Linked DNA regions of Homo sapiens: region 2 is linked to region 1. A link is a loop called in an ENCODE intact Hi-C map of the cell type or tissue named here. Cell type or tissue: heart right ventricle. All regions are shown on one strand.

Evidence for each region. Hi-C counts contacts between places; a loop is a spot of excess contacts. Peaks named below come from ENCODE experiments on the same cell type or tissue, not always from the same donor. Only the 100,000 strongest peaks of a DNase experiment are listed, where the experiment ranks them.
Region 2: a loop joins it to region 1, with 2.4 times the contacts of the local background. A loop is called at or near these places in 6 of 110 quality-filtered maps.

The regions. Positions count from the first base shown.
Region 1 is chr17:12,784,877-12,792,876 of GRCh38, forward strand. ARHGAP44 (Rho GTPase activating protein 44) reads left to right here and starts at 4,622. Exons shown (of 21, transcript NM_014859.6): 1 at 4,622-5,015. The coding sequence starts at 4,963. ARHGAP44-AS1 (ARHGAP44 and MYOCD antisense RNA 1) reads right to left here and starts at 5,408. Exons shown (of 2, transcript NR_104607.1): 1 at 5,267-5,408. RefSeq lists a silencer at 4,549-4,898. In heart right ventricle, a CTCF peak has its summit at 4,756 (motif pointing left); a DNase peak (open chromatin) is centred at 4,695; H3K4me3 peaks cover 1,778 bases; H3K27ac peaks cover 868 bases.
Region 2 is chr17:12,970,564-12,978,563 of GRCh38, forward strand. ARHGAP44 (Rho GTPase activating protein 44) reads left to right here. Exons shown (of 21, transcript NM_014859.6): 17 at 2,739-2,756; 18 at 3,526-3,747. Among named protein-coding and RNA genes, the nearest start is that of ELAC2, 43 kb to the right of the region's middle. RefSeq lists a silencer at 6,709-7,003. In heart right ventricle, no CTCF peak of the experiment used is centred here; no DNase peak of the experiment used is centred here; H3K4me3 peaks cover 1,008 bases.

The DNA of each region.
Region 1 (8,000 bases):
GCCACCACGCCTGGCTGTGTAAGTACTTTCTATGATGTTTTTGCAACAACAAAATCACCTAATAATGTATTTCTCAGAACATATCCCTGTCATTAAGTGACACATGAGGTTATTCTGAATTCTGTTCTGTAGACCAGCCCTGTCCAATGGAGCTTTCTATGATGATGAAAATGTTATTTTACATTCTCTACTACGGCAGCCACTAGCCACATGTAGTTATTGGGCACTTGAAATGAAAAACTGAAATTTTTGTTTTATTTAACCTAATTTAAAATAATATTTAAGTAACCACATGTAGCTAATGATTCCCATGTTGGCCAGGTGGCTCTAGTGAATGCTTGCTCTCAGAGTAGAGGTTAAAACCATTCTAATTCAGGGGATTCTAAATGGAGTATCAGATTTCTAAGGGAACATATCTCAGACAAATAGTACTACAATGTTGCTGAAGCAAGTAAGAAGCCCATATATTGTTGACCAAAGCAAGTGACAAGGTCAAAGTCAAGGTCAACAGGAGCAGGGAAGTGTAATCTTCCCATAGGTCAAAGCTAGGTATATAAGACATAGAAATTTCTTTCTTCTTTTCTCCTCTTCTTTCCCCTTCCCACCGTCCTTCCTCACCTCCTCCTCTTCTTTTGCAAATACATTTAAATTTTATATTAAGTCTATTCTTCTAGGTGGCAAAAATTAAGTTTTAGGCAATTCCATCTCCATCTTGGCCAATGCTGCCTCCTCCTCCTGATCATCATCTTTGATCTCAATAGCTTTCACATCCAGCTGTTTCAGGTACATTTGTGTATCCTCACAGCACACATGCAGACACCAAATCATCGCACATGGCTTGGGTGCAGGGAGCTCTGGGGCTGCCACTAGCCTGTGGTATGGGTACCTGAGGCACTTCATATAGATGTCTTACTGGTCCTCTGTCTTAGAAGGCAGAGGATCTCCACAAGCTTGGCCATGCCTAGCCTTCACTCCAGGAGTGGTGTACAGCTTCTCCACTGTGCTCAGATGCCCCAAAACGATATGATATATCTGTCTTCAGTCTGCCTGCCCCCAACCTAATTGTTGACCATGGGTAAAAGCAAGGTGCATGCTACTTTCTCAGAGAAACCCACTGTAGCAGTCAGCTTAGACTCAATTATGTTACAGCAACAAACCTCTGATTTAAAACAGCAAAGATACCTTTTGCTGGGGGGCCACATCACTGTTCCACAGCATCCCCTAACTGGTTCATTGGCAGCGTTAAGAAGAAGAGGGCAGGATCACAAAATGACTCCTGAAACTTCTGCCCTCAGAAGAAGCGTAAAAGTCACCTCTGTGCATATTCATTGTTCAAAGAAAATCACATGACCGATCTTTACCTCAACAGTAAGGTAAAATAGAGTCCTTCCCATAGGGATTGGCAGTGAAATTTTTTGGGCATTAATAGTATCTGCACAAGCATCATCTACTTTTCTTCTCTCTTTCTCTCCCGCTTTCCAGTCCCCATCACCATCTTCAACATCTCACAGCCTGTAGGTTCTTTATTTAGACTAAGCAGGATGATATATGCTTTATAATCTACTATTTCTGACATAGACTATTAAAGCTCCAAAGCCTGTATTCTGGAAACTCAAAACTCTTTTCTTGAAGAACTCTATTCTGTCACATGTGTTTCTGAAGCTCTTGTTTCTGCACTATTATCCCTTCCCCGGGGTAGAAAGCAGAAAATGTACTAGCTGCTTCCTGAGTGAAGGAAGCATTCAAAGGAAGACAGAAAATCTGTGGAGAAGCCACCAGTTAATAAAACATTATTGGACCACACTCTGGCAGGGGAGGCTGCCAAAGGGATTTCCCTTTGGAACGGAAAAATCTTGGGATTGAAGGCAGGGGCTGGCATGATATTGGAGTTGGCTACCAGAGTTCTTGAGGATTAGTGCTAACAAGTAGAACTTTCTGAGAGGATAGTAATGTTCTTTATCTGTGCTGTCCAGTACAGTAGCCTTTAGCCACATGTGGCTCTTAAGTACTTCGAATGTGACTTGGGTGACCGAGGAACTAAATTCTGTTTTTATTTTATTTTATTTTTTATTAAACTTTAAGTTCTGGGATATGTGTGCAGAACGTGCAGGTTTGTTACATAGGTATACACGTGCCATGGTGGTTTGCTGCACCCATTAACCCATCATCTATATTAGGTATTTCTCCTAATGCTATCCCTCCCCTTGCCCCTACCCGCGACAGGCCCCGGTGTGTGATGTTCCCCTCCCTGTGTCCATGTTTTCTCTTTGTTCAACCCCCACTTATGAGTGAGAACATGCGGTGTTTGGTTTTCTGTTCCTGTGTTAGTTTGCTGAGAATGATGGTTTACAGCTTCATCCATGTCCCTGCAAAGGACATGAACTCATCCTTTTTAATGGCTGTATCCATGTCCCTGCAAAGGACATGAACTCACCCTTTTTTATGGCTGCATGGTATTCCATGGTGAAAATGTGCCACATTTTTTTTTATCCAGTCTATCATTGATGGGCATTAGGATTGTTTCCAAGTCTTTGCTATTGTGAACAGTGCCACAATAAACATACATGTGCATGTGTCTTTATAGCAGAATGATTTATAATCCTTTGGGTATATACCCAGTAATGGGATTGCTGGGTCAAATGGTATTTCTAGTTCTAGATCCTTGAAGAATTGCCACACTGTTTTCCACAATGGTTGAAGTAATTTACAATCCCACCAACAGTGCAAAAGTGAGGAACCAAATTTTGAACTTTAATTAACTTAAATTGCAACAACCACATGTGGCTAGGGGATACTATATTCAACAGTGCAGTTCTGGAAGTTACCAGAGATAGTGTTGCTAAAAGTCATACAGTGACCTTAATGTCTTACCGTTTATACACATAAAAAGCATGTTGTACTTTGCTTTTTAAAAAATCTCAAAATGGAAATAATTTCACTTAATATAGACATCATATTGACATTATAGGTACAGCATAGTTGGTTAAAAGCAAATAATGCCTTCATTTATTCACTGGCTGGAGTTGTCTGACCTAATAAGCAGAGGCTAAATTCACAATTAATTAAAGATTTCATGTTCATTCAGCCAAGACATGCCTCAAACCACTTTTTGTTCAGCTAGCCAGCAAGATACTTAGAGCCATATTTAGGACATCTTGCAACTATAATCAACATATGCAAAATATCCTATTTCAAAGAAGATCCTTCCTTTATAAGATTAGTAATTCTGTTGTATGAACAGGATTTTTCTCTATTATGCTAAATATAATCATTTTGTAGTAAATGAATACGGCAATGTACTATATGAAAATTTATATGTAATTTGATTATTGTAATTTAACAAATAGTTCTCTTACTGAAGATCAGGCAGCATATTTTTCTATTTAGGGATGAGGAAACAGAGGTTTGGAGAGGTTAAGCTGTTTTCCTAAGGTTATATAACAGGTATGTGGAATTCTGATGCAGGAACTCCTATCTGTTTAATCCAAAGTGCCTCACACCCAACAATACTGCTTTTACTTGATATATAATGATAAAACCTTGATATATAATGATAAAACCTAACTGCAATCACCAATCTTTTTCTTTTTTTTCTTTTCTTTTTTTTTTGTTTTTTGAGATGGAGTCTAGCTCTGTCACCCAGGCTGGCGTGCAATGGCGCGATCTCCACTCACTGCAACCTCCACCTCCCAGGTTCAAGCTATTCTCCTGCCTCAGCCTCCCAAGTAGCTGGGATTACAGGTGCCCGCCACCACGCCCAGCTAATTTTTGTATTTTTAGCAGAGACAGGGTTTCACTGTGTTGGCCAGGCTGGTGTCGAACTCCTGACCTCGTGATCCACCCTCCTTGGCCTCCCAAACTGTTGGGATTACAAGCGTGAGCCACCGCGCCCGGCTCACCTATCTTTTTCTAAGGATAGAGACCAAAGAAGCCACAACCCCTTCCAAGGAGTCAACTGACGCCAATGGGATGCTGTGGTGCAGGACACTTGGGGGGTGCTGCAGCTGATGCCCCTTGGTCTCCTGGTGGTGGAAGGGAAATGGGACTAGATACGAGATTGGCATCTAAGCCATACAAAAAAGCTGTCTCAGACAGGTTGGGCCAGTAAGCACAACGTCACTTATCTATATTGGCTTCTGGTTACCTAATGGGTTTGGTTTGGTAAAAATTAAGAATCAGACTTCTGGGATGCAAGCTATGCCTGTTCAAAATCTGCTGTCAGCCCCTGTGTTTCAAGCTTAACCTTGAACCTCATCATTAATCAGGTGACCTTAGACCGTTTTATCAGCCACGTATCTGCTAGCATAAATCTCCCTTCTGTGAATTCAGAACACTGATACCTCACATTCACTAAAAATACAATGAGAGACAGATGCTCACTTTCTTTATTTGCTGTTGTATTCTTGGTCCCACTTTGCCATTTTTAAAACAGGAAAACGTTTCCCTTACTCGAACGCTAAAGTGCAAAGCTGCTGGTGACGCTGCCTTCTCCCACCTCCGCACTCCACTGTCCTTGCAAACTTTGGACAGAGGAAAGGTGGGCACGGGGCGCGAAACTACAAGTCCCGGCATGCACGGCGTTCTCCGCACAGGCGCACGGGGACCGCCGGGCCAGCCGGCCAGCCAGCCTGCGGAGACTCCCGGGTCCCCGCGCCGGACTGGGACTGGGAGCAGGCAGCCCGGGCGGAGCGGGCCGGTGCCGAGGACGGCCCCAGGCATTGCTCTGCCCCGGGCATTGCGCGGCGCGCGTGAGGGGGATGCGGCAGGAGGCGGCGCGGCGGGAGGAGTAGGCGGCGGCGCCCTCGGGAGGGAGCTGCGCGCGGGCCAGACGGCGCCCGGAGGCTCCGCAGTGCCGCCGCCGTCGCCCGGGAGGCTCCGCGCGGGAGCCATGTAACCCTGCGGCGGGCTCCGGGCTGCTCCGTCCTTCCCCAGCTCCCGGGCTAGCGCGGCAGCGGGGCCACGATGAAGAAGCAGTTCAATCGCATGCGCCAGCTGGCCAACCAGACGGTGGGCAGGTAGGTCACCCGCGGGCACCGCTGTCGGTGCGCGCCCGCGAGGCTGCATCCGCAGGGGCGCGCAGGTGATGGAGCCCGCCCAGCCTCCAGTCCTCCTTGCCTCAGTCCTTTCCCCTGCACCAGCTCCCTCCAGGCGCCGCTCGCAGGCGCGACCCCTCCTCCCTAACTTCCCAGACCCCGGAGCTCTTCTCACTCGCCGCCTTCTGCTCCGGGCTCCGGTTGCCAAGCGCAAAGTGTGACGCATCCTTTACCTGCGTCCCCGGCTGCCCCTTCGCTTCGTCCTCCCTGCCTTTCCCCGGGACTCCCTTCTCCCTCTGGCCGCCTGTCTTCCTGGAAACAGGTGTTTGCTCTGATTGTGCTGGAGGCAGCCGAACCGCAGTCGGTCTCCGGAGATCTCTTCCCTCCCCTCCCCTGCGCCGAGTTCAGGGCTGCTCCCGGGTCCAGGGAAAGTGCTGGGCCTGGTCGGCCTGCCCCTCCCGCCGTGTTTGTTTTCAGGGACTATGACTGTACGAGATTCTGGATCACTTTCCTGGCCGGGTTTCTTAAGGCGTTTGGTGGGGGGAAAGGGTGAGGGGTGGGAGAGGAAGGAAGGTGCTGGTGGAATGGCGTTGCTGCCTGCTTGATGTTAGGACTGATTTCAGTGGAGGGAGGGAGGCTGCAAAAAGGAGGCCCAAGTCCTCGGGAAGATGAGATAAGCAGAGAATCGCAGCCAGGTAGGGGAGGGGGACAGAGGCCCCACAGTCAGAAGAGTCAGGCCCCGGGAAGCTGCAAGACCCCGCCTGCTGCCATCACGGTGAAAATGGGCTACATCTGGACTCCAGGAGCGGCTCTGCAGGGTGCCAACATCTATTAAGGTTACATAAAAATCCTGGTGGGTCGCTCCCAAGACTAGACATTCTTTGAACACAGGAGCGTTAGGTAGAAGGGATTTTTCCTGGAACCCCTACTCCTGGGGAGGGATTTCCGTTGCTGCTGTGGCAAAGGAATTCAGGTGTGCTGTTCTAAAGCAATCAGAAAGCAAAGAATCCAGCCTTGGGTGCAGTTCAAATGCAAGCTCAACACCTCGAGGGCTCTCCACTAGGTTTACGGAGAAACCGAATACCTTTCTTGGGTGGGAAGTGGAGCCTGAACTGGCATCTGGTAGGATGGGGGTGGGGACATCCCTGGGGAATAGGGGACATCTGAACTCCCGTCTGAGCATACTGCCCTAGTTACAGTGGGCATTTGAGGGCAGGGGATGCGGTGGCTTCTTATGCTTCCAGGGACTCCAGATGGTTTCCAAGTAACAATGTCTAAAATTGACTTGGATTCATTTTTCCTTCCCAAACACATGTGCTTTAACATGAGGGGGAATTTATGAATAGCAGAGTCAGATTAGCCCAGATTTCTGGCATGGTATTGCCACAGATATAGCCTCACGTGGACTGCCTTTTGATGTGTTGGATGCCGAGATAGTGTTTCCTGGTATTCGTTGTTTAGCAGATGACAGTCAAGCCGACCCGTCTTTAATGTCTTGGCTTCTTCGTCACCCTGCAGGCGGGCATTGGCCATCACCTCAGACCAGCCAAGTGACCAGGAGGCCCCTGACACTAGACTTGGGTTGCTGGTTTCTCTTGGTCTTGGGGTTTCAGTGCCGTGCTAGAATCTAAATGTTCAGAACATGTTTATGCCTCCTCCCTGGCCTTCCTGAAACACAATTCTTCTTTTTTTCAGGACCTGTTTTTAAATGGGGGAGATTTTTGCGCCATGGCATCATATCTTATTTTTCAGCCTCATCCATGGGGGGAATGCAAAATGGTGAGGGGAGGTTGGATTTCAGAAAAAGTGGTCTTAGGTATTGAGAGCACGTTCTTGGAAGTCCAAGCAGCTGGTTACCAAGAGGTTCTTTCCTCTTCTTTGTTGGGGCTCTGGTGGATGTTGGCCTATGGATGAATTCTGCCTTTCTCCGTTGGTAGCCATTGTGTTGTGCACTGGGCCAGGTGAGGGCCAGCCTGTATCGCTTTTGATGAAATCCAGAGCAAGCCTTTTAAAGCAAAAACCAGTTCATGTTACCTTGCTGCTGAAAAGCTTCCAGCGACATCTGATTGTGCTTAGCATCTCATATCTTGCCAGGGTTCTACAGGACCATCCTTGGTTGGCCTTTTTTCTTAACTCTTTTTCTCCCCATTCTCATCTCTTCACATTCATGGAGCTCTAGCCGTGTGGCCTTTCTTGCCCCAAACACACTGAGCTCATATCCACCTTGAGGATTTCGTTTTTACTGTTTTCCCATTTTTTTTGTTTTTTGCTTGGCTGAGAATGTGCTCCTTCCAAGTAGCTTTTTCTCATCATTTCAGTCTTGGTTCCAAGGCCTTCAAGAGGCCCTTCCTCCCCTATTTACCTCCAGCTCATCATTTTTTCATTTCTGGACAGCACTCATCACTGATTGAAACGCTTTTATTTTTTATTTTCTTGTCTGTCTGCTTCCAGCAGAATCTATTGATTGCTGTTGTATGCCTGTGTAGATAGTGCAATGCCGTTTAGACTACTGACTCTCAATCGGTGTTGATTGCCGAGATTAAAACGGTTTACCCCAGGGTCCGTGAGGGTCAGCGAGAGGGGCAGTATCTCCTCTATTATTGAGAATGTTTTGGGTCATGATCCTATGAGTATTGGAGTAAAAGAGCCCGCGGTTGCCTGTTAATTTCTTAAATCAGTAGAAGCACATAGGATTGGAATTTGGACTTTAGGTGTGCAGTTATAAAGCACTTGATTTTTATCCTTATATTTTTCTAAAGTTTTCCTCTTTCCGAGGGAGGACTAAGAGGACTTGAAAGTCCTTCCTCATGGCTCGCCTTCCCTAAGTTGCAGGTTCTGGAGTTCTGAATATAAAACTTAAAGTCATTTTAACAATGTAGGAGTTGCCCTACTTAAACATACTCTGCTGGGTTACTAGTACTTTCTCTCGAAGTGCTCACATCCAAGTCATATTAAGGGCGTCAGCGA
Region 2 (8,000 bases), 190 kb after region 1:
GATCTAAAAGCCAAATTGTTTTCAGTTTTCAGCAGAAGCCTGGGAAATCTTTGCCATCTAGATTGTCCTTAGGTATCCATGCAGGGATGTCTGCTGGAGTCAGATATGTTTTATTAATTCCACTTCTTTATTGCTCCTTTCTTAAGAAACAGCAGCAGTGCCTTGATTCCAGCTACTGTTTCTTTATGCAATAAAACAATGAACAGAAGCTTGTGAACTGCTGATATAACCTTCTAGTTGGATCCCCGATCTGTGAATAGATTCCCCTTCTTGGCAGCATACTGAGCAATTTTATTATTTCTGTCTTCAGGTTGAGTTTTATCTAGACATTTGAACATTTACATATACCATCTTGCTTTGGAAGGTAAATGCACTTTTAGGCTTCCAACAGCATTGCTGCTGCCGTTGTGATTGATTTACTGTGTAAAGATTTATATTACTGTTTGAAAATGTCAGTGAACATTTGATGTGAATTCACAGTGGAACATGTGATGCTCCCTCTTATGAGAAAGTCATTTCAGCTGGGAAAGTCGTGATTGCATATGGCACTGTAGCCTCTTTACAAGAGGAGAAGTAGCACGTTGAACCCATATTTCTCAGTTGCCGAAGTTTGCCAGTGTTATTTAGCAAGTCTCGCCCAGTACCTACCCCATGCCCAAGCTGACACCTTCCCTTGGTAAACCAGAAGATCACCAAGGAGGCTGGTGTCTGAGATTCCTGATGCTAGAAGGTACTGTTGGGGAAATAGAAGGCATCCCCCACCAGCTTTGGCCCAGACCTTCTCACCAGGTGGGAAAGCCTTTTTCAAGTAGAAGAGAAAGGGGCAAGGAAGAGAAGGTGGGGTAGGACTTAGATTTTTAGGACTCCTTGTGCTGGTCACCATGTGAAACATCTCACATGCCCGAAATCCTCACCAACCATTGCAACTAAGTGGTATCAGTTCCGTTCCCTAAGAGGAATGTTAAGCTCTTTGTTCTTTTCATCCTGATACATTCTGAAGCCTGCAGACCACAGTTCGATGATCTTCGGCAGCCCGCTGTAAATACCAGGGGATGTAACCAGACTGTGTCCCAGAGTTTCAAGTGGCCTCCAAAAGCATTTCTGGGTATCGTATAGGAAGTGTTTGTTTATTGGTAGAAGGTTCTCAGACCCCAGATGACTTTGGAAACTATTGGGTCCAGGAAAGAGACATCCCTCCCCTTTCCCTCCATCCCTGGTGCCTCCTTGAAGCCATCCAGCGGAGATGAGAAATACCAGCAATCGTACTAGACATGAGAAGGCCTCTGGTGATGGAAGGAAGGGGATCAGGAAGCCCTCCCATGCCAGTGTGTGCTTGGTTTCAGCATCACTCCCCATATTTCCTTAAAACAGCTAAATCCCACCATCCCACCTTCTGCAACCAAATCTCCATACTTGAACTTTTTCTGTTATTAAATCTTGCTGTACCTCTACAAGGTAAATATGACCTTTCTAGGTGAGCAGGATTTCATGGTGTAATAGTTTTGTGCTTCTGACTAGTGTAGGTGACCATTTGGCAGGGAGGAGGTGAAAGTGAGCACATCATAGTCCTCATACACCTATCTCTCTGTGCAGATACGTGATAGAGACAAATGCTGGTTGGGAGTATATGTTTTCTCCCTGAATGAATGAATGTTTCTCCCTTAATGCTAGAAATGTGAGCCCTTACCTTAGTCAATGAGTCAATGAAACCTTGGCTGAGATGACAGCAGCAGTACCTCCTAGACCAGAGGAAAGGGAACTAACCACCTGCTAGTCTATGTAACTTAGAAGTCAGTGGATAAGGCCAGGCGTGGTGGCTCACACCTGTAATCCCAGCACTTTGGGAGGCTGAGGCGAATGGATCACCTGAGGTCAGGAGTTTGAGACCAGCCTGGCCAAGATGGTTAAACCCTGTCTCTACTAAAAATACAAAAATTAGCTGGGTGTGGTGGCGGGTGCCTGTAATCCCAGCTACTCGGGAGGCTGAGGCAGGAGAATTGCTTGAACCCAGGAGGCAGAGGTTGCAGTGAGTGGAGATCGCACCATTGCACTCCAGCCTGGGTGACAAGAGCGAAACTCTGTCTCAAATAAATAAATAAATATTTTTTTTTTTTTTGAGACGGAGTCTCACTCTGTCACCCAGGCTGGAGTGCACCGTCGCAGTCTCGGCTCACTGCAAGCTCCACCTCCTGGGTTCATGCCATTCTCCTGCCTCAGCCTCCCGAATAGCTGGGACTACAGGTGCCTGCCACCACTCCCGGCTAATTTTTTGTATTTTTAGTAGAGATGGGGTTTCACCATGTTAGCCAGGATGGTCTCAATCTCCTGACCTCATGATCCACCAGCCTCGGCCTCCCAAAGTGCTGGGATTACAGATGTGAGCCATGGCGCCTGGTCATAAATAAGTAAAATGTTTTTTTAAAAAAAGAAGTGAGCAGATGACTACTTTTACCAGTTTCTTTCTTCCTTCTGCCTCTTTCTTCCCCATGCCACACCAATATCAACTCTTCAGCTGCTCTCTTTACCTGTGTGCATGGTAGGGTATGACTTACACTTACACAAATAGGAGAGTCACTTTAGAGAGACCAACTAAATTGTAATAATTTTATAGCACAATAAAAATCCCACCCCAAGACCCTGGACCATGGAGAGAGACCCCTTACAGAAAGACAACCTTTATGTCCAAAGGAAGGCCTAGATTTTTTGAAACTAATATCTGTATGTTTCTGTCCCTGCAGCCTTAGGAAAATCCAAAGGTATGGTATCCTCTGGTAGCTATGAGGCCATGCTCAGTCTCTTCAACTGAGCCACCTATGCATCGTAGTGAGTTCCACCAGAGGGTGAATGCGCCGCGTCTGGTTGCTTGGCCGACTTATTTGAAGCTGTGTGCCCATCATTAAAATAGAATCAGAGCCCAGAGGGACCATAGGCACAAGCAGCCCCTTCCCTGCTGTGTAGACAAGTGGGAGTGGCCTGCAGAGGTGTGCCTTGGCCAGGGTCCCAGCAGTGGTGGAGCTGGGGCTAGACTCCAAGTTACAAAAAGAAGGATTCATATTTAGATGTCTCCTGCTGTCAGTTCCACGCTCCCCCCTTCGCTGCCCCTCCCACCTCGTCTTGCACTTGGGAGGAGTGAGTGTCCCTGCCCCCCCAGTTAGGCCACACACCGCTGTGAGGAAGGCTGGCAGTTTACACCCAGGGAGCTTGCCGGGCCATCATCCTGAGCTGGCTTTGGCAGAGGGTTGAAGCACAGCTTGTGGCCGCCAGCGCTGCCGACTGTGCCCTGCTCCTTGCCTCAGTGAGGGGGCCGCTCTTGCCAGGACTGGGCTGCCCAGGGCTGTGTCTTGGCCGCCGGGAGCAGCCAGGGTGCTGGGAGCACAGCCCCCAATGCATCGCTTCCCGGGCCCCCGGGGTGCTAAAGCTGCGCTGCTCTTCTCCCAACGCGGACCTGCTTGAATGTGGGGGAGGGAGCCTGTCTCCTGTCATCTGTTACGCGTGGGTAAGCGGTGTCTTTGTGTCCCTCGCCAGCATGGGTGTGAGGGTCATGGACACAAACTGGGTGGCTCGAAGAGGCTCCTCGGCCGGTCGGAAAGTGTCCTGCGCCCCGCCCTCCATGCAGCCTCCCGCCCCGCCCGCCGAGCTGGCTGCGCCCCTGCCTTCGCCGCTGCCGGAGCAGCCCCTGGACAGCCCCGCGGCCCCCGCGCTCTCTCCATCCGGCCTGGGCCTCCAGCCTGGGCCCGAGCGCACCAGGTAAGCGCGGGCCACTGCCGTCCGGGCGGGCTGGTGTGCGGTGCAGGGGGTGTCTGGGTTGGCCGCACTGGAGGCCTCTTGGATTTCGTCGTTTCCCATGCCCCCGCCCCCATTTCTAAGCATTCATATTTGGCTTCTGCGTCGCGCTGGCACCAAGTCAGTCATCCACAGCTGCCTGGATTATCACACGAAGTCCAGTCTTCCCCAGCATAACATCGCAAGCAAGCAGAAGGTGGCAGCTTGCGAAGGCAGGGTGAAGAGTCTTAGGTTCCCCAACTCTGTTTTCCCCTTCCTCTGTCTTTGTCGTTACAGTGGCCCCCCATATCCGTGGGAGATACATGCCAAGACCCCCAGCGCATATCTGAAACAGCTGATAGTCCCAAGCCCTATATATACTGTTATTTTTTCTTATACACACATACCTGTGATAAAGTTTTAATTTATAAATTAGGCACAGTAGGACATAAGCAATAACTGGTAATAAAATAGAAGAATTATAAGCATATGCTGTAATAAAATTATGTGAATGTGGTGTCTCTCAATTTTTTTTTTTTTTCGAGATGGAGTCTCGGTTGGTCGCCCAGGCTGGAGTGCAGAGGCGCGATCTCGACTCACTGCAACCTCCGCCTTACAGGCTCAAGCGATTCTCCTGCCTCAGCCTCCCAAGTAGCTGGGATTACAGGCATGTGCCACCATGCTTGGCTAATTTTTGTATTTTTAGTAGAGATGGGGTTTCACTATGCTGGCCAGGCTGGTCTCAAACTCCTGACTTTAAGTGATCCACCCGCCTCGGCCTCCCAAACTGCTGGGATTACAGGCCTGAGCCACCATGCCTAGCCTGAAAATATTTTATTGAACTGTACGCACCTATTTGGACCACAGTTGACCACAGGTAACTGAAACTACAGAAAGTAAAACCACGGATAAGGGGGACTACTGTATCCTATTTTGAAGTTTACAATTTCTGTGTTTCTCCTTCTCTTTATAGTCATAGCAGCCACTTTTTTTTTTCTTTTGATGCCGCTAAAATGGGTGCAAGTCAGGGAATGAATGGAGGTGGCGGTTGTACTGGGCCTGATGACCTTTGCAGCTTGCCACATGGTTGAATTGCCATTATTTTAGGGGAAGGAAAAAGACAGGAATTCATTCCATGGGTAGCTTGATGAATATTAACTGATAACTTTCTCTTTTTAAAGATAAAAAGATGGCCGGGCACGGTGGCTCACGCCTGTAATCCCAGCACTTTGGGAGGCCGAGGCGGGTGGATCACGAGGTCAGGAGATCGAGACCATCCTGGCTAACACGGTGAAACCCCACCTCTACTAAAAATACAAAAAATTAGCTGGGCGTGGTGGCGGGCGCCTGTAGTCCCAGCTACTGGGGAGGCTGAGGCAGGAGAATGGCGTGAACCCAGGAGGCGGAGCTTGCAGTGAGCCCGGATCGCGCCACTGCACTCCAGCCTGGGTGACAGCGTGACTCCGTCTCAAAAAAAAAAAAAAAAAAAAAAGAAAAAAAGACATGATTGCTGCCCTTAAAAAGTTCACGTTCCAGTGAGCAAACAGGCCCTGACAAATAATGACAGCACTTGGTTATGCATACCCAGGGTGGCAGGGGAGGAGACAGTACCTGGCCCTTCCTTGAAAGGGGCATGATCAGGGGAGGCAGATTCTGGATGTGAGAATTGCACCATGAAACAGCTTTGCTGTTTGTTTCTATCTTTTCTCAAACAGCAATTTAGAACACCAGAAAAGCAATATGAAATCACATGCCACCGTGTCTCCTGTTAGAAGACATGGCATTCCTCCATGACCACTGCCAGAAAAGTTTTGGAGACTTTGGGAAGCTGAATCTTCTAACCCAAATCTTTCTCCAAACACACATGCATACACATGGACACTCATCCTCACACACCATCACCACCAGCACACAAACACACACCCACACCCACACCAACCCCCTACATGAGAGGCTTCCAGGCTTTTTTGTTTTATTTTGTTTAATGAGTAAAAAGTATTTTCACGGCCGGGCACGGTGGCTCACACCTGTAATCCCAGCACTTTGGGAGGCTGAGGCGGGCGGATCACCTGAGGTCAGGAGCTCGTGACCAGCCTGGCCAACATGGTGAAACCCCATCTCTACTAAAAATACAAAAATTAGCTGGGTGCAGTGGTATATGTCTATAGTCCCAGCTACTCAGGAGGCTGAGGCAGGAGAATCGCTTGAACCCAGGAGGCGGAGGTTGCAGTGAGCCGAGATGGTGCCACTGCACTCCAACCTGGGTGACAGAGCGAGACTCTGTGTCAAAAAAAAAAAAAAAAAAAAGTATTTTCACTGTAAAACCAGGAAATGACAAAGGGACAGGGGGTTAGATAGTCTTAGAGCATAGGAGGGGGCACCTGACCCTGGGCATGCTGGGTTGCTGTTGATGACTTCAACTCAGAGGATGCTCGGTCCTGGCTGTGTAATTGCTAGGCCACAGATGGACCTGAGAGATGCAGATGCGGGCACAGTGAGTTCATTGGAGAAGCAGAGTCTGAGAGTGGTGGGCCAGGTGAGGCCGACCAGGAGGAAACGGACCCACAGGCGGGAGATGGGCTGGGACTGCTTCCTTTTTGGACACTCCTCAGCTTCATCCTAGTTTCCCATCTTAGAAAGGGGACTCAGTGCCATATGGTATTTGGCATATAAATGATATTTCTAAAAAGTGCTCCTTGAAGATGGATTCCCCCAGGCTCTGAAGGCATTCCAGGAACATTCTCGGTGGGTGACCTTGCAGAGTTACTTGTGGGCAGGCAATGGCACCCTCTGGTTTCGATTATTTTAAAGCCAACTCACATTGCTCTATAGCCAAATGTCTTTCCCCTTTGCCCGGGCTGACCGGTTTAGTAACTTTTCTTTGGATGTTAGTGTTTTGTGTTTTACACCACTTTTTGTTCTCTCCCCGCATGGGTTTCTCCCAGTACAAACAGGTGTTCCATTGTTTTTGTTTGTGTTGTTTGTTTCTGTTTCCTGGATGTTTGCAGCCCAGATGATGTTCCCTCGAGTGGCCGGATTCTCGTTCTGGCTCCCCCTCCCCTGATGGCAGGCCCTTCCTTGCCTCTGACTGGTTCCCACCTTCCCACTCCCTACCCCAGGCCCCACCTTCAGTTCTTTCCCTGGCTCTGTCCAGCCAGGCTCTGCCTCCACATCCCGCCCAACTGCTTAGCATGAATGCTAACCCCAAAATTCTCCTTCCTGCTTCTTGGCACCAAGGTCATGGGCTGAGTCATGCATCTTCAGAGCTAACTTGTCCTCAAACGTGCCTTAAACATGCCTTGTTCAGGTAGCGCCCCTAGTAGCCGCCCTACGCCCCACCTCTCCCCACTGGGTCAGCTGCACCTATGCTGGAGAAAGAGGACAAGGCTAAGTGGGTAAATACTTGTTTCTGTGCTGGAGGAAGTGTGTCCGGGCCGGGCGTGGTAGCTCACGCCTGCAATCCCAGCACTTTGGGTGGCCGAGGGGGGTGGATCCTGAGGTCAGGAGATCGAGGCCATCCTGGCCAACATGGTGAAACCCCGTCTGTACTATAAATACAAAAATTAGCTGGGTGTGGTGGCACATGCCTTTAATCCTAGCTACTTGGGAGGCTGAGGAAGGAGAATCGCTTGAACCTGGGAGGCAGAGATGACAGTGAGCTGAGATCATGGCACTATACTCCAGCTGGGCAACAGAGCAAGACTCCATCTCAAAAAAAAAAAAAAAAAAAAGTGTGTTTCGTGGCAGGGAACAGAAGGAAGAGCTCATTCCTAGATTCCTTGGATAGATGTGTGTCCAAAGGAAGGAAGAAGAGTCTACCCACCCACAAGAAGCAATTTTTTAGTTTGCTGATTATGAGATGTTTTTGATTGGTTGACTGGCCTTCCTCTTGATAGTGGCAGAGATAGATGGAAGGGTAGGTAGATATTTGGCATTGATGCCCGGGTACCTGGTAACCTGCAGCCTGAGGTCCTTGTCCAGCCTGAGTGAGGCAAGGGTTTTCTGTTTCTGTTTTTCATGAACAGAATAGAGAAAGGAATTACTGCTCTTTTGGTTCCTCTGAATAAAATGGTTTTTGCCCCTTGGGGAACTAGGTATAGTGTGTAAGACTCATCCCAAGTGGGAGAGAATGTGCCTCCACATTGAATGTGATCTTCCTTTTATTTCTTTGCATGAGGAAAATGACCTGTGCTTTGACGCTATGGGCTTCCCCGGCCCAGCTCCCTGCTCCCAGTCTT